Regions from separate parts of the Mus musculus genome. Here regions 2, 3, 4 and 5 are each linked to region 1. The links are chromatin loops, found by intact Hi-C in ENCODE. Cell type or tissue: gastrocnemius. All regions are shown on one strand.

Region 1 (5,000 bases):
TAGACTGTTTCTGTTCTGTATGCAAAGAGTATATAGAGGATAGCAGCTTGTGAATTACTCCAGTACCCCTGAAATATGCTGGAGAGACACATGCATGGCATCTGAGTCTTTTCTGATTTCCTTTCTATGATGAATCAATAGATTGAGTAATGAAGACAAGCATTTAATGAAGAAAGAGAAACCCTGGGGCTGGAGAGTTAGCTCAGTGCTTAAGAACACTATCTGTTCTTTCAAAGAACCTGGGTTCAATTCCCAACATCCATATGGTACCTCACAGCTATCTGTGGGTCCAGTTCCAGAAGATCTGAGACATATACAAGCAGGCAGAACGCTCATACACATAAAACAAAATAAAATTTAAAAAGAGAGAACTCAACCCCTAACTATCCCCCTACACACACACACACACACACACACACACACACACACACGCACTCACATTAGCATTTTCTGCTGGCCAGGCATAGAAGTAATTTTGCATATATATGCCTTTACTTGCTCTATTTTTTACTTTACTTTGAAAGGTTAGACAGCTGCTTGATCTATATAAAAAGAGAATATTATAATAACATACTGTAGACTGTTTGAAATAAGATCATCCATTTGGAATTGGTACAATTCTCTTATGCAGCCCTACATACAAAGTCTCTTAGCATCTAAATTGCCTATGTATTTATATAAAGTTTGTCTTTTTACTGTTAACCATCTAAGTTTTCCAAAAATCTCTTTTTAAAGTTACATTCTTTAAGTCTTAATAGGTCAGTAGAGTACTGACCTAGTAAGTACTACTAGTAGTACTGTGCTACCAAATAGATACTACTAGGTTCTTTTATTCTATCAGAATTAATATACATAATACCTATTGTGTGTCAAACATTATGGGCCTCAAAATAAAAGATACTTAGTATGTATTGAAGGAGAATTTAGACTAAGAAAGACACATTGTTTTTGATTGTTCTGTTTTGTTAAGATTTTATTTATTTACTTTATATATATGATGAGTACACTGTAGCTGTCTTCAGACACACCAGAAGAGGGCATCAGATTCCATTACAGATGGTTGTGAGCCACCATGTGGTTGCTGGGAATTGAACTCAGGACCTCTGGAAGAACAGTCAGTGCTCTTAACCACTGAGGCATATCTCCAGCCCAACACATTGTTAAATAATTATCTCACCGCATGGGTACAGCATAGGGTACATTGGATTTAAGCAAAATGGCATTTGACACTTTGTGTTAGTCATTATCATAATCCTGCTGGTGTCCACTGACTTGCACAAAGCAGATGCTCAATACATTGACTTTGGTTGAATAAATTAATGTGTTAGGATATTCAGAGAGTAGCTGACACAGCTGGGTTACTGTGTAAGCTTCTTGAAAGAGGAAATGGCTGAGGAGAAACTAAGCATATCTTCTTCTGTCAGTCAAAACATTAGCACTCATGTATCTGAGCCTCCAGCAATAAAGCAAAAGGAACTGCCAAGGTCTAGCCTAATCCAGTGGTTCTCAACCTGTGGGTCATGACTCCTGTAAGGGTTGACAGAACCTTATAATCATAGCAGTAGCAACATTACAGTTTTGAATATAGTTTTATGGTTGGGGGTCAACACAACCTGAGGAACTGTATTAAAGGGTCACGTCATTAAGAAGGTTGAGGACCACTGGTCTAATCCTTTACTGTACTCTGTGCACAGTAAAGGTCTTGCTGCCAGTAATCAGTGTGTGATTTCCTTTACAACGTGTGTATACTGTGTAGCTTATTTAGGGAAATTACTGGTGTTAGTAATTGGGAACTCACAAATAGAAGAGTATCTGGGAAAATGGTAATTGTGATATCCCCACCTGCCTATCCTGTGTACTAGCTGAAGAACAAAAACCCGGCTCTCTAAGTTCACCTATGCCTCCTGCTGAAGTATGCTTTTTTATCCTTTGTATACACATGTTCTCTAACTTTTTAACCATGTGACCTTTCCTTTCATTCCTATAGGATGCACTGAAGGCCCAATTGACCTGGTCTTTGTGATTGATGGATCCAAGAGCCTTGGAGAAGAGAACTTTGAGACTGTGAAGCACTTTGTCACTGGAATCATAGATTCCTTGGCAGTTTCCCCCAAAGCTGCTCGTGTGGGGCTGCTGCAGTATTCCACACAGGTCCGAACAGAGTTTACCCTGAGGGGCTTCAGCTCAGCCAAGGAAATGAAGAAAGCCGTGACCCACATGAAATACATGGGCAAAGGCTCTATGACTGGGCTGGCCCTGAAACACATGTTTGAGAGAAGTTTTACCCAAGTAGAAGGGGCCAGGCCCCCCTCCACGCAGGTACCCAGAGTAGCCATCGTGTTCACCGACGGACGGGCTCAGGATGATGTCTCTGAGTGGGCCAGTAAAGCCAAGGCCAATGGTAAAATGGGATGGAGGTGTGGTTTATATTACTCAAAGTTTGGGTCTTTTAGATTCACAGCTGGTCTTAATGATTGAGCAACCAATAATTGTTGGCTAAGCCATTAAAAATACACCTTGGCAATACTGCCACCTACAGGCCATAATGGGACCCTGGTGATAACTAAATAAAATGGCCTCACAGCCTGGGTAATCGGATTTACCACCTAGTGTGTGAAGTTCAGTAGAGATAATCACCTCAGCAAGTGTTATTTAACTACAACATACAAGTGTTTTAATGCCCTGGTATGTTTCCTCCAGAGTCACCTGAAGAATTTTTTTAAAGATGGATTTCTGGTGGCAACTTTACTGACACTTTTAACTTTTTTTATTTTTATTTTCACATGCATTGGTGTTTTGCCTACATGTGTGTCTCTATGAGGGTGTGAGGTCCCCTAGAAATGAAGTTAGGGACAGCTTTTATCTACCATATGGGTGTGGGAATTGAACCCAGATCTTCTGGAAGAGCAGCACCTAACCACTAAAACATCACCCGGAACCAAGACACTTTAAAAAAAAAATGGAGAAGAGGAGGAAGAGGGAGGGAGGGATTGGGGAGGAAGGGGGAAGAAGGGGATGGGGTGGGGGAAGAGAGAGAGAAGCAAAGAAACAAAGAGGAAAGATTCTCTTTCCAGTTCAGGCTGACCTGAAACACTCGATGTAGCACAGAACAGCTTCAAACTCATTGCCTCAGCCTCCCTAGTACTTGAACTACAAGCATGAATAGATTTTTGATCAAGTCTTTAAGTGAATATTCTGAAGTCATGAAGTCTTTGGATAGAGACCTATGTTGGCAGAAACCTGGCTTTTGAAAAGAACAAAGTTGAATGGGTCCAAGTTCCTATTGCTCCGCAAAGCTCAACTCTTTCTCTGGGGTTTTCCTGACTTTGTGTATTCTACAGGGAGGGTTTGAAGGATGACTTTATTTGCATAGATGTGGAAGAGTGTGGCCTTTGATTCATGAGAGGCCAAAAGCCAGGATGGGTGTTGGAGCTAGTTCATGATGATTATATATGGATTTCATCTGGTGCGATGAGAAGACTCAAGGTCGTAAAGCAGCCTGCTTCCAAGCCAACCTCCTTCAAGTACTGAAGGCGCATTGCTAAGAAGAAGAATGCACGCAGTCCCATGGGAGATTCTCTAGAATCTGTGCCTAAATGGGCCCAGATGTAGATGACTGACAGTTGCTCAGTCTATAAAAAACAGGAGTACTCTTGGATCTATTAGCAAACTCCATCCTCCCTCACAAAATTGCTGATGGTTTCCAAACCATTTTTTTTTAATGAAAGAGTCCATTTTATAGGCTTTTCTTACCTCAGTGTTCAGTCTTTCCCTGACCAAGAGTGAGGGAGCCTTTAGAGTTGTCTATCCCCAGGATCGCCTGATCTTAGTAGTTTATAAAACCGGTTGTTCACTCTAGACTAGCTTGCTAGAGCTCAAGTATAACCCATAAGCCCTGGTAGACTGCATTCTTAAAAAGTACTAGGCAAGAGTCTTTTCCTCCCAAAACAGTAATTGTCCTTTTATTAGATTCATTGAAACTAACCCACCTTACATTTCCACATTCAAATTGCTTCAAATTGCCCAACGACAGCTAGTAAAAGCAGATTATTTAGTTCTTGAATCAGCCAGGCTTATCCAAAATGACATCCTCTTAATGAATTCAGTTTCTCTGGGCGAAACTAAATATGACCTTGAACAAGCAGTTTCCCTCTTGGGAATGCTCCTTTGAAATTTCAGGAAGATATTTTAAGTTTCTTCTTTATCCTGACTGGGAATTCCAGTGGTCTGCAGACTCACCTCTTTATCTTTTCATTTCTGTTCAAGACAATGCCCCACCCCACCCATCCATTCAAGAAAGGTGGGCAGAAGGCAGCTCCATTTGGCCCCAAGACAGTTAAGATTTTTCTCATTTCCTTTTGAGGTTAGACCATCCAAGCACTCAAAAGGCTGGGTCAGGGGGATAACAGCCCAGGTTTCAGGCCAGCCTTAGCTATATGGTAAGGGCCTATTTTGTTTGTAAACTAAATAATGTTATAAATTAACCTGCTTAGAATTTTCCCAGAAAACTCCATTTTACCAAGCTGTGAGACTTTTTTCCTACCGTCCAGAGGCCAATTCAGGAGTACAACGAATATTTGTTACTTGAACCCCCCTTGAGAGCTAATCAATAAATCTGTGCCTTAGGGCTGGTGAGATGGCTCAGTGGGTAAGAGCGCCCGACTGCTCTTCCGAAGGTCCAGAGTTCAAATCCCAGCAACCACATGGTGGCTCACAACCATCTGTAACAAAATCTGACTCCCCCTTCTGGTGTGTCTGAAGACAGCTACAGTGTACTTACATATAATAATAAATAAATCTTTAAAAAAAAAAATCTGTGCCTTAGCTATCTACCCCCTTCTAGACACTGCATCTCTAGAATCCTCTTTTGTTCATAGGTCCACAATAAAAGTGTTAGAAACTATAAATGGGTTGTTAGTATTGATGTTTCAAGTCCACAACTTAATACCTAACTGACTTTGGGCACAGCACAATGTACAGATGGTGGGAATGCAATGGTA
Region 2 (5,000 bases), 390 kb before region 1:
AAGGATAGAAAATACAGCCCCAACTCTAGCCTCCTAAGAAGCCCTAAATACCACAAATTCCAGACCCTGCTCCCTGCCATTATATAAGTAAAAGGTCACACTTCTTGCTGCTCCAGGGCCTGCTTTCTGTGATCCTAGCCTAGTAAGAGAACAGGAAATGAGTTAACTAACCACTTATCTAGCTTCTGTAAATTGCTTGCACCATAGAAGGAAAGATTATACACTGAAACTTTGATTCAAGGCCCCAGCTCCCTCCCCCACCCCCCCCACCCCCCCCCCGCCCAGGAACCCAAGCAAATTCGGACCTCCTAGGCTAAAGGAAACTGATTGGCCCTCGGAGCGTGGACTTGATGATTTAAAATGATTGGCCTAGAAACTATGGAGTGGTACAAATCGATTGACCCACACTGCACGAGCTCTTGATGCTGTGACATGATTGGTTTGTGAAGCACGGGCTTTGTTGTAACTCCATAAAAGCTATCCCAATTCTGCACTCGTGGTCCTTGGTCCTCTACCCCTGCTGATGTACGACTGTGGGCCCCAGAGTATGCCTGGAATAAAAACTCCTCTTGTGGTTTGCATCAAGGTCGTTTCTTGTGAGTGATTTAGGTTGTCGCCTCTCCTGAGTCAGAACATGGGGGAGTCCTCATTTTGTGGGTCTTTCAGAAGGAAGAGGACAAAGATGAGCTAGAGGGTCATAGAGCAACCAGTAATCCAGGCAGTACAAAGCTATTAAACTATAGACCCATAAGTCCATATTATTCTTTAAATTGTTAAAACAGAGCCAGGCAGTGGTGGCACACACCTTTAATCCCAGCACTTGGGAGGCAGAGGCTGGCGGATTTCTGAGTTCGAGACCAGCCTGGTCTACAGAATGAGTCCCAGGACAGCCAGGGCTACACAGAGAAATCCTGTCTCAAAAAAAAAAAAAAGTGTTAAAACAGGGCTAGGAAAGCAACACAGGAAAGTCCTACGATCAACTTCCTAAACCACAAAGGAGCTCAACTGATAAAGACGCTTGCTGCCTTGACCATCTGAGTTTGATCTCTAGAACCCACACAGTGAGTAGAAAACCAACTCCCAGAAGGCACCCTCTGGCCTCACTCATGTGCCCATAAACAGACATCAACACATGTGCCCATACACAGACCTCACACATGTTCCCATACACAGCCCTCACACAAAGTTTAAAAATATTTAAATGCTTCCTTTTCTTAAAGATTTATTTATTTATTTATTTATTTATTATATGTAAGTACACTGTAGCTGTCTTCAGACACTCCCAGAAGAGGGCATCAGATTTTGTTATGGATGGTTGTGAGGCACCATGTGGTTGCTGGGAGTTGAACTCAGGACCTTCAGAAGAGCAGTCAGTGCTCTTAACCACTGAGCCATCTCACCAGCTCCTATTTAAATGCTTCTAAATGCTACTTTAAAAGTGGTTTGGAGCCAGGCGTGGTGGCAACGCCTTTAATCCCAGCACTTGGGAGGCAGAGGCAGGTGGATTTCTGAGTTCGAGGCCAGCCTGGACTACAAAGTGAGCTCCAGGACAGCCAGGGCTATACAGAAAAACCCTGTCTCAAAAAACCAAAATAAATAAATAAATAAATAAATAAATAAATAAATAAATAAATAAATAAGTGGTTTGGATAGCTAATTAAGTTAAAATCATTTTCTTCTTGTTATGTTTTAATGCATTTTTCACTCTGTCATGTATACTATACGTTATATCTATAAGACAAAGTTTAATGTTCACACCTTTTGTCAAGTGATAGCAATCGAGGAATCTATCCTCGGGGGATAATATAAGCCATGAATTGATCTGATGTTACATTATTATTATTTACAGTAGAGGGGGAGGGAGAGAGAGACAGAGAGGGAAGAGGGAGAGAGGAAGGAAGAGAGACAGAGAAGGGGAGGGCGAAAGGAAGGGAAGGACGGAGAGGAGGGACAGAAAAGAAGAAGTGGGAAATAGAGAGTGGGGAGGGAGGGAGAGACACAGAGAGAGAGACTGAGACAGAGACAGAATATTTGCTTATGGCCATTTCCTGGATCCTTTAAAGAGCACAGAAGTTTCTAACTGCAATGTAGAAAAATGCCACTGAGTGGCAGCAAGGAGCTGGACCAGTGGTTCCCTTCAAGGCTGACTTGCAAACCTTAGAGCCCAATGCTGGTGAATGTTCACTAAGGGTCTTTTTCACAGTGATTTCAAAACAACAACAAAGGTCTTAACTCCAAACTTCTTTTAGGGGCTTGGCCTACAAGTAAAAGTGTCTGACCTCTTGTGTTCAAATTCTGGAGCCCACAGTGAAAGACCATCAGTTCCTGAAGGTTATCCTCTGACTTCAGCTCAGGAGCCCTCAGGTACAGCATGTACACACACACACACTCACACACACACAACACTCAACACACACATGTACACACACAAAATATCAAAATTAAAGTATTTTAAAACTAACAATATAAAAAGACCTATTAGTTTGGGATGTCTAAAGAATCAACATTAGTGCAAACCAGAATCACTTTGCTAGATAGTAACTAGATCAAGGAAAGATAGGTAGATAATTGATGGATGGATGGATGGATGGATGGATGGATGGATGGATGGATGGGCAGGCAAACACATGCATTCATAGTAGATAGATTTGGTAAAGAACTGACTCACATAACTATAATAGCTTGAAAGTCCCATGAGTCACAGAGACCAAGGATTCCAAAGTTCCTTGCCTGAGAGCCAGGACAGCTGTTGGTATAAGCTCCAAAGTTCATGTGTGAAAGCAAGATTAGCTAAGTGTCCTGACTGGAAGACATAGACAAAACTCACCTCCTGTCCCATCATGCTTGTTCTAATCAAGTCTCTGGTGACTTAGGTGAGGCTCCTGTTAGAGCATTCTGGCTTCCATTCCACTGGTTTAAATGCATAACTCCATACACATGTTAATGTGGAACCAGTGGCCCAGTCAATCTCACACATAAGCAAGAGCATCTAGGCATAGCAAAGTCTAAGTGCAGAGAGAGCTTCAGGGCCACTTCCATACACTGTACCCTATTAGTAGTAAGATCTGTATTGACATGAAAGAAGATGTGTTACATCCTAATTTAAGTGTGTGGGGAGGGAGGTAGAGGCAGATTACAAAGTACTAACATGCAAAGTCAATTGATTTTTAATAATTTAACATATTTTTATATATTAAAAGTACAGAGGGACTCAGCGGGTAAGAGCACTGACTGCTCGGGCTGGTGAGATGGCTCAGTGGGTAAGAGCACCCGACTGCTCTTCCGAAGGTCCAGAGTTCAAATCCCAGCAACCACATGGTGGCTCACAGCCATCTGTAATAAGATCTGACTCCCTCTTCTGGTGTGTCTGAAGACAGCTACAGTGTACTTACATATAATAATAAATAAATCTTTAAAAAAAAAAAAAAGAGCACTGACTGCTCTTCAGAAGGTCCTTAGTTCAAATCCCAGCAACCACATGATGGCTCACAAACACACATAATGAGATCTGACGCCCTCTTCTGTTGCATCTGAAGACAAATACAGTGTACTTATTTATAATAATAAATAAATCTTTGGGCCAGAACAAGCAGGGGCTGAGCAAGCAGAGTTGACCAGAGAGAACAGGGCTGACCAGAGCGAGCAGAAGTCTTAAAAAGTTCAATTCCCAACAACCACATAAAAGCTCACAACCATCTGTACAGCTACAATGAATTCATATACATAAAATAAATAAATAAATCTTTAAAAAAAAGTACAGGACACTGATTTGGGTGGCTCACACCTTTAATCACAGAACTCAGAAGGCTGAAGGAGGGGAATCTCTTTGAGTTCCAGGAAGCCAGGATTAGCTAGTGAGGCTGTCTAAAATAAATAATACCACTTAACCATGTTATTGTGAAGATTTCATGGGGTCTCCAGGAAAGGGCCCAAGAACAGTATCTGACATACTGACATATAGTATAGCAAGCTCTCAGTAGCTTTTAGCTACCAATAGTATGTAATCTCATTGCCTTTTATTTATTATTTCAAAATAGGGTTTCTCTGTATACTAGCCCTGGCTTTCCTAGACTCACTTTGTAGACCAGGCTAGCCTCAAACTCACAGAAATTCCCCTGCCTCTGTTGAGATTAAAGGTATGCACTACCATGCTTAACCTCTCATTACCTTTTAAAAGTAACATATATAAGTATGTATGAATGTATGTATGTATGTATTTGAACATGAGAACTCTCTAGGAAAAAATATGGAATTGTTTTGAGATCTGGTTAATATAGTAGCACACAGTTTTGTGATCATTTCAGAGGAAATTCTGATGGTGATGCTGTACATTCAGACGCTAAGCACAGGTACGGAACAATGACTTACATGTCTCTAAGAAAAAAATAAAGTCCAGAAAGTAACTGCTTTGATAGCATGGGGACCTGAGTTATAATCCCATCACCTGTGTTAGAGCCAGATGCAGTGATGCACATCTGTAGCCCAGCAACACACACACACACACACACACACACACACACACACACACACACACACACACTGTAAGACTCCGGGGAGCCTTACCTTACTGGGGACCCCCTGAGTGAACCACGGAGAGCCAATATTGATGCAAAAAGCAAGAGGAATTTATTGTTCCAGTGCACTAGGGTTGTCCCAGACCCAAAGGAGAGACTGTGACCCCTAGCAACCATTCGGCAAGTTTTTATATGGTTTCCAGGGGCAGAATGGAGCATCAGCAACTAGGCACAATATGATTAGCTGAACAGTGCACTCTTTAAATTGATTGGTCTTTAGGGAATGAGGTGACAAGGACTTCCCTCATCTGAAAGTGGACAATGGTCTGTCCTGCAAAATGTGTCCCCACCTGCAGGTCGGTTCTGCCCTGTTGTCTGAAAAATGTTAATTAGACTCGCCCTTCTGAAGGGGCAAGTGTTTCATGACCTTCCCAAAGTTTTTAAGCTGACCCTTTCAACACCACATGCTCAAACTCTGGGGAGAGG
Region 3 (5,000 bases), 280 kb before region 1:
AAAGTTGAAATATCATTGATGTAATTACCATGTTTCATTTGTGCATGCATTTTATTGGGGATGGGAGGTTGGAATAATTTATCCAAATCTAATGGTATTATTTCATAGGCTAATCCAGTTTGTATTTGAGTTAAAGATCCCAGAGTGTAGTAATTAATTGCAGCGTTTGGTTTTTCTTAATTAAAAGTAGTCCTCTATTAATATAGTGTGAAATATCAAAATTTAGGATTTAAGTTTAAGGTCTAATGGCTATTTTAAAGTTTTTCTGTAAATTCTTTGCACAAACTAGAATTGGAATTGCTTTCAAAAGACTTGGGGAATGAAAATATGTCATGTGTAAGATGCACTGAGTGTTGTAAATAAAACAGACCATTTTTGTTTTGTTTAAATTGTTACATTCTCTGTGGGAAGGGACTTTGTCCTTTTGTTGTGGTCTAATAAGATATCACGCCTTTGGTTCATGGATTTTACTTTTCCTTTCATTAAAATCATCATTTCAGGCTTTGCCACCAACAAACCAAATATTCAAAGTTACAAACCTCTGAGAATGAGCATGTGCAGCTGGGCAGAGTTATACATTCCTTTAATTCCAGCACTCAGTAGGCAGAGACAGGCAGATCTCTGAAAGTCTCTACACTGTGAGTTCCGGGACATAGTGAGACCCTGTCTGGGGCGTGAAGGGTGGTCAAGAGAAAGAGAATGAGCACTTATGATAGTGTCCTCCATGGGAATCAGCCATAAGTCATCTTAGTAAGTATGACTTTTTTTTTTTTTAGGTTAAAGGAATTAAACTAGAATTTGACGTGCATTAGTTGGTATGTGGTAGATTAACTGCATTGCCAAACAGTAGTGTAGTGACTTATGATAGTTTGCTTCTATTGTATATAAAAATCTGGGTAGATGCAGCGACTTAACATGTGAGTGGGGGGACATTTAGGGGCAACAGGGGCTTGCAAGGAGTTGGTACTGGGAGAAGAGGGGCTGGTATTAGGTTGTAAAGTAAATAAATACTTTCTGTAAGTATTAAAAAATAAATCTGGGGGAGATGGCTCAATCCTTAAAGTGTGGTAGATAACTAAATCCCACATTTAGAAAACCTGGATGTATTAGTGTGAACATGTAATCTCTGTAATAGGGAGGCTTGCCGGCAGCCAGTCTAATCAAATTGTTGAGTTACAAGGTCAGAGAGACCCTGCCTTTATAAAGGTATGAAGAGTTATCTAAGAGGACAGCTGTGTTAATCCCTGGTTTACACACATGCACACCTGCACAAACAAATACATACTCATAACTGGTCGGGGATGTAACCCAGGCCTAGTACACAGTACAGCAGCGAGGATTCTTCTATGTTGATTCCTGGTTGGAAACAGATGGTTTTCACTTCACAATTCTTGTCAGCACCTGAGCCACTTGGAAAAAGCATTTCCCAGAGAATGTTCATAGACATCACTCTGGAGACTTAATTTGCAAAAGGTGCTTGGTCCCATCAGCCATAAAGAATGGGGTGGTAGTGGCCAGGAGTAGCTCTTACTCAAGGTGCCTGTTGACCAGATTCATATTTTATGCTTCTGTTACTGAGGAAGAGACTTGGTATCAGATGCTGCTAGTCTCTAACACAGTCTCTCTGCTGCACCAAAGCACTGATGAGGTCGATTTAGCTTTTCCAGCTGTGCAGAAATTGAAGGCTCTTGGATGCTCTCAATTTCTTTTTTTTTCCCCCCTTGAATCTCACTATGTATCTCCTGCTGTCTTAAATCTCACTCAGGACACCAGGCTTGCCATCTGCCTCTGTCTGCCTTCTAAGTGCTGGGGTTAAAGGCATGCACCACTACCATTAATGGTGTGACCCACACGGTTGGCCCAATTTTCTGTGTAGTAGAGTCCAGAAAGAATTTTTGCTGCTCTGTAACAGCTTGAGAGCTGGGGAGTTGGCTTCAGGTAAGATTGCTCATTGCACAAGCATGACTGACTCCCAGCACTGTAGTGTGAGAAGGAGACGGACACAGTAAGAACAGGGGCCTTGCTGGTGGCAGCCTTGCTGCAAGCTCAGGAAGAGTCCCAGTGTCCTACTCTGGCTTGCACATGTTCATGCCACCACACTAAATAATTGATTATTTACCACACGCTGCAAGTGTTGACTAAATTTTAATGTAAGACATTTTTAAACAAGACAGTGATTTCTAACTCTAGCATCAAGGCATGCATGTGATTTCCCATTGTGGGATTGGTTTTGTTGTTATTGGAGGGAGGATTGGTTTTGTTTATTTTCTGTCTGGTGTTGTGGTTTGGTTTGGTTTGGTTTGGTTTGGTTTGGTTTGGTTTGGTTTGGTTTGGTTTGGTGTTGGATTTTCGAGACAGTTTTTATGTGTAGTTTTGACTGACCTTGAAACTTGCTCTGTAGACCAGGCTGTCCTCAAACTTACAGAAAACCACCTGCCTCTGCCTTCTAAGTCCTGGAATTAAAGGCATACACCACCACTGCCTGGCTTGTGTTTTATTACATTATGTGTTTGGGTACACATGTACTGTGGCACTCATGTGGAGGTTAGAGGACAACTTTCTGGAGATTCTTCTTTCAGGCTTGGGAGCAAGCACTTTACCACAGAATCATCTTGCTGGTCCAGCCATTTTATGTTTGTGTGGTTTCCTTTTCATATGTACCAAAGTATTCAAATTTAATATATGCAACACTTCGAGAAACTTTAAAGCATAATAAATCTACATCTAAACCCACCAGTGTTCTTAAGTGAAATAGTGACAGCATGGGAACATCAGAGGTGAGCTTGACTATTCAGTACTCTCAAATGCCTACCTTGGAAGAAATGACTAAGGGTCCATAGACACTTTTAAGATACTGAACTGATAGCTCCTGGAAAAGTTTCTGAATGTGCATAGATAAAATGGCTAAATCTGAATGATGTTGCCTGGAGGTTAGAGCACAACTGTATGTGATAGAGCCAAGCATAAAGCTCTTCTAGGGGAGCAGCAAGTGCCTCACTTAAAGTGAGGTTCTATGAGGTGTATTATTGAAGATCTGACAAATATCAAAGGGAGTTTGTGGTCATCTTTAGCTATAGAGAGGTTTTGAGGCCAACATGGGCTCTGTAAGGTCCTGCCTGAAAACAAAAATGAAAGAAAAAATTTGTAGGTTTCTATATCATGGATATAGGCAAATATATTCTAACTACAACCCTAAATCTAATTTAACTTTTGACAGGAACAACTTAGCTACAGAAAAATTAAGATGTGACACAACCAAAAATAAACCAATGCAAACAATGGCAGGTGGCTTGCTTTTCGGAGAGGTAAAGAGAGAATACGGACTTTCTCTGGGACAGACTTTTCTAATACAATGCTTACTGGTCAGTCCTGGAATCAGTGTGAAGTTGGAATTTAGCTCAGTGGTAAGATGCTGGCCTGGTAATCACAAGGCCCTCAGTTCTCTTTGCCACCACCACAGGAATGGTAGGGAGTTGACTTCACAGGAATTTCACACACACCAATAAACCGGGAACTCCCTGAACACATAAATAACTCACTGTATTTGTAAGCCTAGTTTTAAATATATATAACTATATATAGAGCTATAAAATGGGACCAAGCTCACTGACTTGCTGCAAGGGAGACAAATCCATGTATCAGTCCAAATTCTAAGTTCAAACATTCAGCAGTTAAGGTCCCTTATAGCTCTTCCAGAGGACTGGAATTTGGTTCCCAGGCAGGGAGACCCACAATTTGCAAGGACTCCAGCTCCAGCTGATCCATTGGCTTCCTTCAGGACTTCCCAAGCAAGATATTTTGAAGCAATATCTCATGTAGCCCAGGCTACTGCTCCCCTCTCCCTCTCCATCCCCACATCTAACAAAATCTCTTAAGTCTCCAAGTAGATAGTTACAGGTAACTGATTAAGAGGAAGAACTGGAGGAGTGTCTGTGACAGGTTTGTCTTTGCTATTAAGCCCTGGATATCTGTTTGGAACAACAGGTTAGGCTTAAGAGGCGTATATAGGAAATCTAGAGACATGACTCAGTGGTTTAGAATGCATGCTGCTCTGCAGAAGACCTGAGTTAAGTTCCCAGCACCCAGGATAAGCCTCTCACAACCACCTGCAATTCCAGCTCCTGTGTGTGCCTGTGTGTTCGCATACACACAAAATCTTTAACATTAGAAATAAATCTGGAAACACCACGAGGGATCACTTTGGCCATGAGCAGTTTCTCCTTCAAGTCAGGCCCTGAGTGCTGTTTTTCAAACAGGAACCTGCAGGTGGCACATCACCAGGTAGACATGCATAGGCAAGCATTGGAAGTCGTTCCTTGCCTGCATTCCAGTGGTTTGCTATCCAAGGTTGTTTCTTTGTATATTTTTCTCTTAAATGGGTCTTTGCTTTTCTCTTGTTCTAATTTCTGACATCATCCAGTACACACATTTGTGTACTGCTTTCTTATTTTCTCTCTCTGGCAACCAAACATGATACCCCCTCAGAATATAACACTTCATATTTTTTATTTATGTGCATGTATATATGCCACATGTGTATAGGTACACTCAGAGGCCAGAAGAGGAAACCAGATCTCCTATAGCTGGAGTAATAGGCAGCTGTGAGCCACCCTATGTGGTTGTTTCTGAAAGCAGCAGACATTTTTGACTGATGAGCATCATCTCTACCTCCCTCCCTCCCCCTATATAATACTAACATGATACAGGCACATGCCTGTAATCCCAGCACTGGGAGATGGAGGTAGGACAGTGTTCAAACCATCGCTTATATATTGCATTTGAAGGGGTGAGAAATGCATTATGTTAATTTTAAAAAAAAAGTGGGAAGGTGGTTCAGTGGGCAAAGTGCTTCTACACAGACCTCAGTCTAAATCTCCAAAATCCATGTCAAAGCTGGCCACAGCACTTTGAGACTAATCCCAACACTGAGGAAGCAGAGACCGGAGTATCCCTAGGACTTGCTGGCCAAGTGCCAGGTCAATGAGACGCTGTCTCAAAAA
Region 4 (5,000 bases), 120 kb before region 1:
GCCATCCCAGATTGGTAATCCCAGAGTCTGGGAGTTAGCTCGGTTCCCTGCTACTGATCAGTCCTGTTTTCTCTCTGTCTCTCCTAGGATGGCCACTATCTCAGGTAATGTTTCCTCTCTTAAGGAAGTTATAGAAATCCTCCCTTCTGGGCTGGAAAGATGACTCAGCAGTTAAGAGCACCGACTGCTCTTCTGGAGATCCTGGGTTCAAATCCCAGCACCCACATGGTGGTTCACAACCATCCGTAATGACATCTGACGCTCCTCTGCTGTGTCTGAAGACAGCTACAGTGTACTTATATATAGTAATAAATAAATGCTTAAAAAAAGAAATCTTGCCTTCTATAATTTTTTATTAGATATTTTCTTCATTTACATTTCAAATGCTATCCCCAAAGCCCCCTATACCCTCCTCCTGCCCTGCTCCCCAACCCACCCACTCCTGCTTCCTGGTCCTGGCATTCCCCTGTACTGGGGCATATGATCTTCGCAATACTAAGGGCCTCTCCTCCCATTGATGGCCGACTAGGCCATCCTCTGCTACATATGCAACTAGAGACACAGCTCTGGGGAGTACTGGTTAGTTCATATTGTTGTTCCTCCTATAGGATTATAGACCCCTTTAGCTCCTTGGGTACTTTCTCTAGCTCCTTCATTAGGAGCCCTGTGATCTATCCAATAGATGACGGTGGGCATCCACTTCTGTATGTGCCAGGCATTGGCATAGACTCACACAAGAGAGCTATGTCAGGGTCCTGTCAGCAAAATCTGTCTGGCATATGCAATAGTGTCTGGGTTTGGTGGTTGTATATAGGATGGATCCCCGGGTGGGTCAGTTTCTGGATGGTCTTTCCTTCTGTCTTAGCTCCGAACTTTGTCTCTGTAACTCCTGTCTCTGTAACACAATGGAGTACTACTCAGCAATTAAAAACAATGAATTCATGAAATTCTTAGGCAAATGGACGCATCTGGAGGGTGTCATCCTGAGTGAGGTAACCCAATCACAAAAGAACACACATGGTATGCACTCACTGATAAGCGGATATTAGCCCCAAAACTTAGAATATACAAGATACAATTTGCAAAACACATGAAACTCAAGAAGGAAGACCAAAGTGTGGATACTTTGTTCCTTCATAGAATGGGGAACAAAGTACCCATGGAAAGATTTAAGTTTTTGAGTCTGATCTGAACTAGCATCTTAATGGCCTTTCCCATCCCAGTGGCTGGTCCAGGGCCAGTGGATACTAGTAATATGAATTGGCGCTGGTGGGGCTGTCCTAGACTGCCAAGACAACTTCTGGCTGTGTCATCAGTCATCTTAAGTCTCACCACTTCTTTCTTCATCATCGTGCTCCATGGATGCCTCCCGAAGAAAATGATTCTCAATTCATGTTATATGACTCCAGCTGTGTCTCCTGTTACCAGGAAACCCTCACCCCACTTCACTCCCGCCCCAGACCCACACGCTCCCTAAAGTCTCCAGTTACTCCAACCTCTGGAGATCCATTCATTCCACAGGGACTAGGGATGCACCAGGAGTCTGAGGGTGGCAGCAGGCAAGGAGAGCGTCTTTGGCCCCGAGCTGGGGGCTGCCTGTAGCGTGGGGCAGCTCTGACTGCTGCCTCTCCCCGCCTTCCCCGTCCCCAAAGAGGACACCCCTCCTTCCGCCCGCCCGCTTCCAACCCTTGTACGGCACCGCCTCCTCGCGCCGCCCTTTCAGGGAGCCTCCCAGGCAGCCAGCAAGCGCGGAGAGCGCACTGGGATGGGACTTGAAGGCGGCTTCTCAGGACACGGCGCTGGCGCGGGATTCTTGTTCGCGTCCGGGGATCGGTGCCCAAGGAGCTCTGCGGTCCTCTGCGGGGCGAGGCGGCGGACCACGGAGACTGACACTCACAGCTGCTCCCCTGTCTCTCTTCCCGGGTGTCGGCGGCGGTGGCTGCAGGTGAGCGCGGCGCGCTGACCCGGGAGCAGATGACCCACTGACCGACAGACGCAAAATCTGTCCCTCTCCTGGGGGACCCGCTGTCTCCCTGTGGAGAGTGGGAGAGAAAGGCGGCGCTGCAGGTCCCCTCGGCCGGGAGAAGTCCCGCCACGCCGGGCCAGGCGCGGGACACATGGGGCGGCAGTAGTACCCGAGGGCCCCGCGGGGGCGCTGTGCTTCGCTGCAGGGACACTCAGAACCCCTCCACACTGACCAGGGAATAGGGACTTGTTGAGTGGGTTTGCAGTGACAATCCTATCTACCAGGTAGAAAATAACTTGGTTCCTCCTGTAGGCTGGTACCTCAAGACCAGTGTCATCTAGATTTCCTTTGCTTTCTGTGTCCAGCTCTGGCTTCCTTGTATTTCGGAAGAGGGATAAGAAGAGGGCATTTTGTGTTGCTGGAAAACTGGACGACAGTTTGGGGAGAGGACAGAAAAATATGGGGACAAACCCTTGTAAGGTCTCCCGGAGTTGGTGTTCTGGAGATACTGTACAGTAATCACTGTGGCGCTCCCACAGTGCATCTACAGGATGCAATTCCCATTAGCCTTTGAGGAATGGACAACGAAGCTGTAAGGGTAAAGGACAGAGGTTTGGGAATCAGCAGGCCTCGTTCAAACCCCAGCTGCCAAGTTTACAGGCTGGAGTACTTGGAGACAACCAGCAACACAATGCCTCAATTTTCTCATGCATCTAGAGGGGATTATAATGCCTACAGGATTAAATGAGATTTCATTGAAGTACAGAGAATAGTTCTAAAAGTCTCTTACTGCTAGTGAACTCTGCTACCCACCTTTCTAGAAAAGGAAGGAATCTGTGTGAACACTGAATTCATCCCCTCCCTAATTCTAGGACAAAACCTTTTGAGGGATGCTCTAAGATGGCAGATAATGTATATGTGTTAGTGGAATTTTTGTGCAAATGTCCATTCGAGAACATTCCCTGCCTGCTTGCTTGCTTGCTTTCTTTCTTTCTTTCTTTCTTTCTTTCTTTCTTTCTTTCTTTCTTTCTTTCTTCCTTCCTTCCTTCCTTCCTTCCTTCCTTCCTTCCTTCTTTCTTTCTTTCTTTCTTTCTTTCTTTCTTTCTTTCTTTCTTTCTTTCTTTCTTTTTTTTCAAGACAGGGTTTCTCTGTATAGCCCTGGCTGTCCTGGAACTCACTTTGTAGACCAGGCTGGCCTCGAACTCAGAAATCCGCCTGCCTCTGCCTCCTGAGTGCTGGGATTAAAGGCATGCACCACTACGCCCGGCCCTGCCTTCTTTCAAAGTGATAATTTCACAAAGCCAGCCAAGATACCAAGGTGAGTTTGTAGCCAGGAAGGTTTCCTCTAAGCTTCCTGTTTATTCTGTTTAGAAGGTTTCCTCTAATGTTTGTTCTCTTAGAAACTCCATTGAAGAAGGAAAGGCTGCAGGTTTTCATCTTCTATCTCCCTTCTGTTCCTGCTTTCATTTCAGTTGACAGACTTCAGCTTCAGACCCCCACATAACCAGCCAGATCTCTTCTATAAACCCAGGTTTTGGAGGTTCTGGCTTCCAGAGTCCAGACCCAGGTGGTCAAGAGGCATGGGGCCTGAAGTTCATCGCTGAGGATATCATAGCATAATTGAAACCTGAGACAGCCTTGGATAACAGGCAGGTCAAACTCCTATTAGCTAAGACCACGCATGTCTGACAGCAAAAGGCTAGGTGAAAGCTGAGCATGGTGGTGCATGTCTATAACCCAACACTTGAAATGCAGAGAGGCAGGAGGGTCCGAAGTTCAAAATCATCCTTGATTACATAGTAACTCTAAAACAAACCTGGACTACATGAAACCCTTTCTCCAAAAACCAAAAGGGGAAAAAAAAAAGACAATTGGAATGAGGCTCAAGATTTTAAGAAAGGCAAAGAGATGTTGCTCCTTGAAAGACAAGGAAGAAAAATGAGCCACTGGAGAGTCTGAAAAACAATTTCCAGTTTGCCTAGAAGCAGTTCTTATTGGTAACTGAGAGAAGGCACCGAGATATGGGAGTGTGAAGGAAAGAGGGGGAGAAAGCTTGGTCTCAGGGGAAGCTGAGTGAGTGAGCAGTGACCAAGGAGATGCTGGGATAGATAGAGCTCAATGGAGAGGTAACACCAGCCCCGCCAGCAAGGGCCTTTCCAGAAGTTGCTCTGGCATTTGCTTGCTGGTTCTATCCCATGCACAATCTCCTTTCCCGGGAGTCCCAGTTCTCTGGGGGAAGCTAAGCGGGATTTCCTTCCCTGTCTAAGGGAACAAACACGGGGGATGACATACACAGCTCTAGGGATGGCTGATACCCCAGAGAGTGGTGTACATCGTGTTGCTAGGAAACAGTGCCAGGATGCTCTTCCAAGAGCTCTCAGAACTCCAGCTCATTTTAGCAGTGCCTCAGAGAGTCTGGGTGTGTAAGGCCTAGACTGCAAAATTGGCTGCAGCCATGGAAGAGGTTAGGAGACAGGAAGGAAGCCGAGAGGAAAAAGTGAAGTGTGTGCATTCCTGAATGTGGTCAGGATGCAGAGGGCAGATGGAAACTGGTCTAGGTGTAGACAGCTACTAAGCCAAGGAGTCACTCTGACCATGAAAGGACTTGAGGAAGAGAAGATGAGCTCCTTGCTGGACTAGCTGAGTCAGCAGCCCATCTTCACCTCTAGTTGGAAGTCACAGACAACATGTCAGGTTAACCCAGTAATAACCAGGGTGTGAAGTGTCGAGCTGCCTATGGGTAGTCTTTATGTTCTAGCATGCATTGGCTTCCGGTTTGCTGGCCATGCAGGAGATGGCAGTTCTGATAATAGGTGGAAGGAAGATAGGAAAGGCCCAGCTCTGAGATTTAGTCTCAGCATGGCCTGATTATATGTGAATACTTAGAGTGAAGGACACAGTTGCCGAACTGATGTCATCTCTCTGATTGCCTGAGAGGTTTCGGGGGGCCGGGGGGGGGGTTTCTTCATTGTTTTACCAGTCAACTAGCTCTGAAGCCTTGGAGGGTCTCTAGCTATAAACTTTAGCGTTCTGT
Region 5 (5,000 bases), 190 kb before region 1:
TTTTGCCTTGACTATCAAAGGTTTTCAGGAATAAAACATTGATTTGGCTACTAGAGTTTTCCCTCTAATAAATTCCATTCACATATGTGAGATCCACTTGTTACTTGTACAGTTCATTGACAATGACACCAACGTTACTAATCCATATCCCTAAGAAGGTCTGAAACCTCACAGGATTTTCTCTGTCTCTTCCTGGTCCTAGTCAGTGTGTTGGGGTAGGGGCGTAGGCCACTCTACAGACAGGGTCTTATGGTGTGCACCTGAGTTCTCTTCTTGTTCCTTTCATTTAGAAGGCATGATTTTTTACTTTCCTAGTGTTGGAATCTGTAATTGGCTTATGTTTGACTGCTTAACATATCTTAGTCTGTGAATAGACCACATCTTTGTTGTGCATGGAGCTGTTTTAGTTTGGGGCTATTATATGTATATTCAACTCTTCTGAACATTCTTAAGCAATGTTGCTAGACATACGTTTGTATTTCCATTGGGTGGAGCTGTTGCTCATTGGGTGAGGTATGTTTGGCTTACCCAGTGCTAGCCAGTTTTCCAATCTGGTTAGTTCTACCAGTTTGTTTTATTTACTACTAGTGTATGAAGTGCTGATGGTCTCATGGGCCACGGTGTTTGGTGCTGTCAGTCTTAGATTTTAGCATTCCAAGTGGCATGTAGTGCTACACTGCTTTAATTTGCAGGTCCCTCATGAAGAGTGATGTGGAAGAGTTTGACTTTGTTTATGAATCAATTGCATGTCATATAATTTTTATTGGGCTGTCTCATTAATTTGTAGAAACTATTTATGTACTTAGATACCAATTTTTTTTGTTAAATATGTACATGTGACTATAATGTCCCAGACTGTACCTTGTACAAGGTCTTTCTATGTAGTCACAGCTGTCCTGGAACTTGCTTTGTAGACCAGGCTGGCCTCAAACTCACAAGAGATTTGCTGTGTGCCTCTAGTGCTGATGAGATTAAAGACTATGTGCAGCCTGTATGCTCCCTCCCTCCCTCCCTCCCTCCCTGTTCCCTCCCTCCCTCCTTCCTCCCTCCTTCCTTCCCTCCTTCCTCCCTCCTTCCTTCCCTCCTTCCTCCCTCCCTTCCTTCCCTCCTTCCCTTTTTCCCTTTTTTTCCTTCCTTCCTTCCTTCCTTCCTTCCTTCCTTCCTTCCTTCCTTCCTTCCTTCCAGACAGGATTTTTTTGTGTAGCAGCCCTGGCTGTCCTGAAACTCACTTTTTAGACTAGGCTGGACTCATAACTCAGATTCACTCACCTTTGCCTCTAAAGTGCTGGGATTAAATGTGTGTACCACCATGCCAGGCCTCATTTTCTTAATGAGACATTTTGGTGATTAGGAGCTCAAAAGTTCAATTTGTGAAGCTTTTTCTTTAAAAGTTAATACTTTCTGTATCCTATGAAATCAAAGGGTATAAAGATTTTTTTTCCCCTTGAAGCTCTGTGGTTTTAGCTTTTCTGTGAGATAGGAGCTGACATCCATTTTTTTTTTTTTCAAAAAGACCCTTTAAGCTGAGTATGGGAGCACATGCCTGTGCTCTTGGCACTCAGGAGACTGAATCAGGAGGATAGCTGTGAGTTTACAATAGCCTATTAAAATTAAAACCTCGAGAAAGAGAGAAATGTGTAGTTGATTGACTGCTGTGTGTTCTGGAATTTTCTCTCTCTCCATTACAGTAGAATAATTGGTCCCCTGTATTCAAGGGTTTGGGGATGTATCTGTAATAAATGTATGCAATCCATCATTAATTAAATAATACAGTATAATTATGTGTCATTTTACATAGTATTATTAGTTATAAGTAAGCGAAACATGAGTTCTAAAAGAAGATATGCTAGGTTCTAGGCAAATGTTGAGCCATTGTATGTAAGTCTTAAGCATCGAAGGGTTCTGCTACACTCCCCACTGCCCAGGTTTTCCCATACTCGAATATCAGGCCATCCATTTAGACTTTCCAGCTCAATGCCTCTGATTTTACTTTAAAAAAAATTATGTGTATGAATGTCCATCAGCGTGTGTGTATGTGCATACAGTTCTCAGAGGTCGAAAGAGGGTCACAGTTACAGGTCCTCTGGCACTTGGATAGCTGTGATCTATGGTGGGTCCGGGGAACCAAATCCTAGTTTTTTCCAAGAGCACTAAGTGTTTTTAAGTGTTGAGCCATCTTTCCAGTCCTGTCTACTTCTGACACCTTAATCTCTTTATTACAGCTCTGCATCTTGTTGACTTTTCTGTTTGGGTCTCTTGCCCATCATTTCTCTTTCTGAGAATGCTCTGATTAGCTCTCACTTTACTACTGAAATATGACTGATCTGTCTTAAACATTTAGCATCTCTTCACCCCCTTCTCTTCCAGATATCCTTCTTAAAAAGACTTTTTTTATTTATGTGTGTTTATCTGTGCCATGTGTGCAGAAATCCCTGGAAGCCAGAAGAGAGTCCCTGAAGCTAGAAATATAGGCTGTTGTGAGCTCCCAGTGTGGGTGCTGAGGACCTGCTCAGATCCATCCACTGGAAGAGCAGGAAGTCGTCGCTTCCGCCCTGGATGTACTTGTTTGTTTGTTTGTTTGTTTTTAAAAGATTTATTTTATGTAATTGAGTACACTGTAGCTGTCTTCAGACACACCAGAAGAGGGCATTGGATCCCATTAAAGATGGTTGTGAGTCACTATGTGGTTGCTGGGACTTGAACTCAGGACCTCTGGAAGAGCAGCCAGTGCTCTTAGCCACTGAGCCATCTCTCCAGCCCCCCTGAATACACTTTTAAATACAAATGGCTATGACAGTTGCACGCTGTCCTTTTTTTTTTTTTTTCATCTAGAATATATTCACTGGGTAGGTGGCAGTGATCAGCTTACAGGCTGTGAAAGGTCAGGATAGTTGGACTTACTAGCCTTGCCAGCTGGGTCAAGCCTGATGCATTTGGCTTTTGCCTATGAAATTGGCATCCCTTTTAGCAGGCTTTCCTGTCCCCCTTTTAACTTTATTTTTCTTTCATTGTATTTATTAGTATTATTGTTGTTGTTAATTTGTTTTTTGTTTGTTTGTTTTTGTTTTTTGTTTTGAGACAGGGTTTCTCTGGGTAACCTTGGCTGTCCTGTCTTGCACTATACATCAGGCTGGCCTTGAACTAGGAGATTTGTCTGCCTCTGCCTCCTGAGTACTGGGATCAAACAGGCATGGCTACATCCAGCTATCCTGGTCCGCAAAAGCAACCCTGCTTGATAGGTGGCAGTGTAGTCATTTAAGATTAACAGTTTCTTGCTAGCTGCCAGATTATATGACTGCCAGTAAATCCAGAGCCATGTATGGGGTTGACTCTTGGTACTGATAGTCCTTACTGTCTACTGTTCTGCCACACACTCCGGTCGGTCGAGTCAGCTTGACAGGCCGAGAGGCCTGGAAGCCATTCACGAGGCAGAGAGTTTCACGGAAACTCACCTCCTGGAGTCTGGCGTTCTCTTTAACCCATATACTCATACCCTATTCCCGAGTTAGTCTGGTGTATGGATCTACGTGCTCTCTTTTAGTATTATCTTATTATAAGTGCCTTTTAAGATTGAATTCTGACATAGCTAAGCCCACCTGCCCCAGAGACCCATTCCAGACAGACAAAGGGGCCCAGAGGGTCTGCAGCACTGTTCAGCCTGTAAAAGATTGAAATATTATGCTGAGGAGCCAGGATTTTTATTCTCTAGGCAGTGGGGGAACCATTATAAAGTCACAAACAGGAGTGATATTATATAGGATTTTTTTTTTATTGTTGTTGTTTTAAGATAGAATCTCACGCTGTATGTGTATAGCCCTGACTGGTCTGGAACTCATTATATGGTTTAGGCTGGCTTTGAATTTGTGTCAGATGCTCCTTCCTCCGTCTCCCAAGTGCTGAGAGTACAGGTATGGGCTACCATGTCTGGCTAGCCAGCTTTTAGAGAAGATTAAAATGGCAGGGTGTTTCAGAGGGCTACAAATCAGGTCAGGCTGTGTTAACTTATAGCTATGAGACGTAGCAGGTTCTTTTCAGGCAGATCTCATTTGCTGATGGTGTAATGCAGGTGGAGGATTTATGTTAGTTTTTTCTCTGTTGCTGTGTAGCCTCTAACTATCTGATTTGAATCAGTTTGGATACAGCCTCCTCTAGCTGCTGCTCCTCTCTTAAAAAATCAAAGGCAGGGGCTGGTGAGATGGCTCAGTGGGTAAGAGCACCCGACTGCTCTTCCAAAGGTCCGAAGTTCAAATCCCAGCAACCACATGGTGGCTCACAACCATCCGTAATGAGATCTGACTCCCTCTTCTGGAGGGTCTGAAGACAGCTACAGTGTACTTACATGTAATAAATAAATAAATAAAAAAAAAAAAAAAATCAAAGGCAGTTCTGTATAATGCAAGCTGGTAGAGTTGTTTAATGAATATCTATGAAACCTAGTTAGTCCCCATTATGAATAGTTTCCTAATGGTAACCAGTTGTTAGAATTTTTTAAAAGATTTATTGTATGTGTATTTTATGTGCATGCATGTCTGAGCACCACCTGAATGTCTGTTGCCCACAGAGGCCAGGTGTTTGGTCCTCTGGAACTGGAATTGTAGATTGTTGTGAGCTGCTGGGAATTGAACCCAGGCCCTCTACAAGCGTAGCTAGTGCTTTTAACTGCTAAGCCATTTCTCCAGCCCCTGTAAGGATGTTTTGAAGACAAGCTAGACAAAAACAAAAGGTTGCTTTTAAAGCTGTTTGTTAATAGCAAATTTCCATGACCCCTTTAAGCATATCTAACAGAATACTAGGTATTAACTTGATTAAAGTGGGTTTTACATTGCAAAGTATATTATGTTGAAAACCAAAACAAAATCCTTATAATTTGCTTTGTCAACTTTGAATCTTCGTCATGTAGGAGAAAGAGGCCAGAATTCTCCCTTTTCCATCTGCCCGCCCCCTTTCGGGCAGCCTTTTTAAATGTTTTCTCTCTCCCTCTCTCCCTCTCTCCCTCTCTC

Evidence for each region. Peaks named below come from ENCODE experiments on the same cell type or tissue, not always from the same donor. Only the 100,000 strongest peaks of a DNase experiment are listed, where the experiment ranks them.
Region 2: a loop joins it to region 1, with 4 times the contacts of the local background. A loop is called at or near these places in 21 of 42 quality-filtered maps.
Region 3: a loop joins it to region 1, with 3 times the contacts of the local background. A loop is called at or near these places in 11 of 42 quality-filtered maps.
Region 4: a loop joins it to region 1, with 5 times the contacts of the local background. A loop is called at or near these places in 21 of 42 quality-filtered maps.
Region 5: a loop joins it to region 1, with 6 times the contacts of the local background. A loop is called at or near these places in 18 of 42 quality-filtered maps.

What each region holds. Positions count from the first base shown.
Region 1 is chr15:34,426,447-34,431,446 of GRCm38, forward strand. Matn2 (matrilin 2) reads left to right here. Exons shown (of 19, transcript NM_001358780.1): 14 at 1,988-2,401. Among named protein-coding and RNA genes, the nearest start is that of Rpl30, 14 kb to the right of the region's middle. In gastrocnemius, a CTCF peak has its summit at 2,537 (motif pointing left); a DNase peak (open chromatin) is centred at 2,519.
Region 2 is chr15:34,041,203-34,046,202 of GRCm38, forward strand. No RefSeq gene overlaps it. Among named protein-coding and RNA genes, the nearest start is that of Gm41290, 5.9 kb to the left of the region's middle. In gastrocnemius, a CTCF peak has its summit at 2,107; a DNase peak (open chromatin) is centred at 2,109; H3K27ac peaks cover 922 bases.
Region 3 is chr15:34,143,149-34,148,148 of GRCm38, forward strand. It overlaps Mtdh (metadherin), which reads left to right. Exons shown (of 12, transcript NM_026002.5): 12 at 1-389. Among named protein-coding and RNA genes, the nearest start is that of Gm38594, 20 kb to the right of the region's middle. In gastrocnemius, no CTCF peak of the experiment used is centred here; DNase peaks (open chromatin) are centred at 1,909 and 4,962.
Region 4 is chr15:34,304,964-34,309,963 of GRCm38, forward strand. Matn2 (matrilin 2) reads left to right here and starts at 1,718. Exons shown (of 19, transcript NM_001358780.1): 1 at 1,718-1,945. In gastrocnemius, a CTCF peak has its summit at 2,140; DNase peaks (open chromatin) are centred at 1,738 and 2,098; H3K4me3 peaks cover 1,600 bases; H3K27ac peaks cover 1,541 bases.
Region 5 is chr15:34,240,420-34,245,419 of GRCm38, forward strand. All of the region lies in intron 1 of Laptm4b (lysosomal-associated protein transmembrane 4B), which reads left to right. Among named protein-coding and RNA genes, the nearest start is that of Laptm4b, 4.9 kb to the left of the region's middle. In gastrocnemius, a CTCF peak has its summit at 483; no DNase peak of the experiment used is centred here; H3K27ac peaks cover 2,356 bases.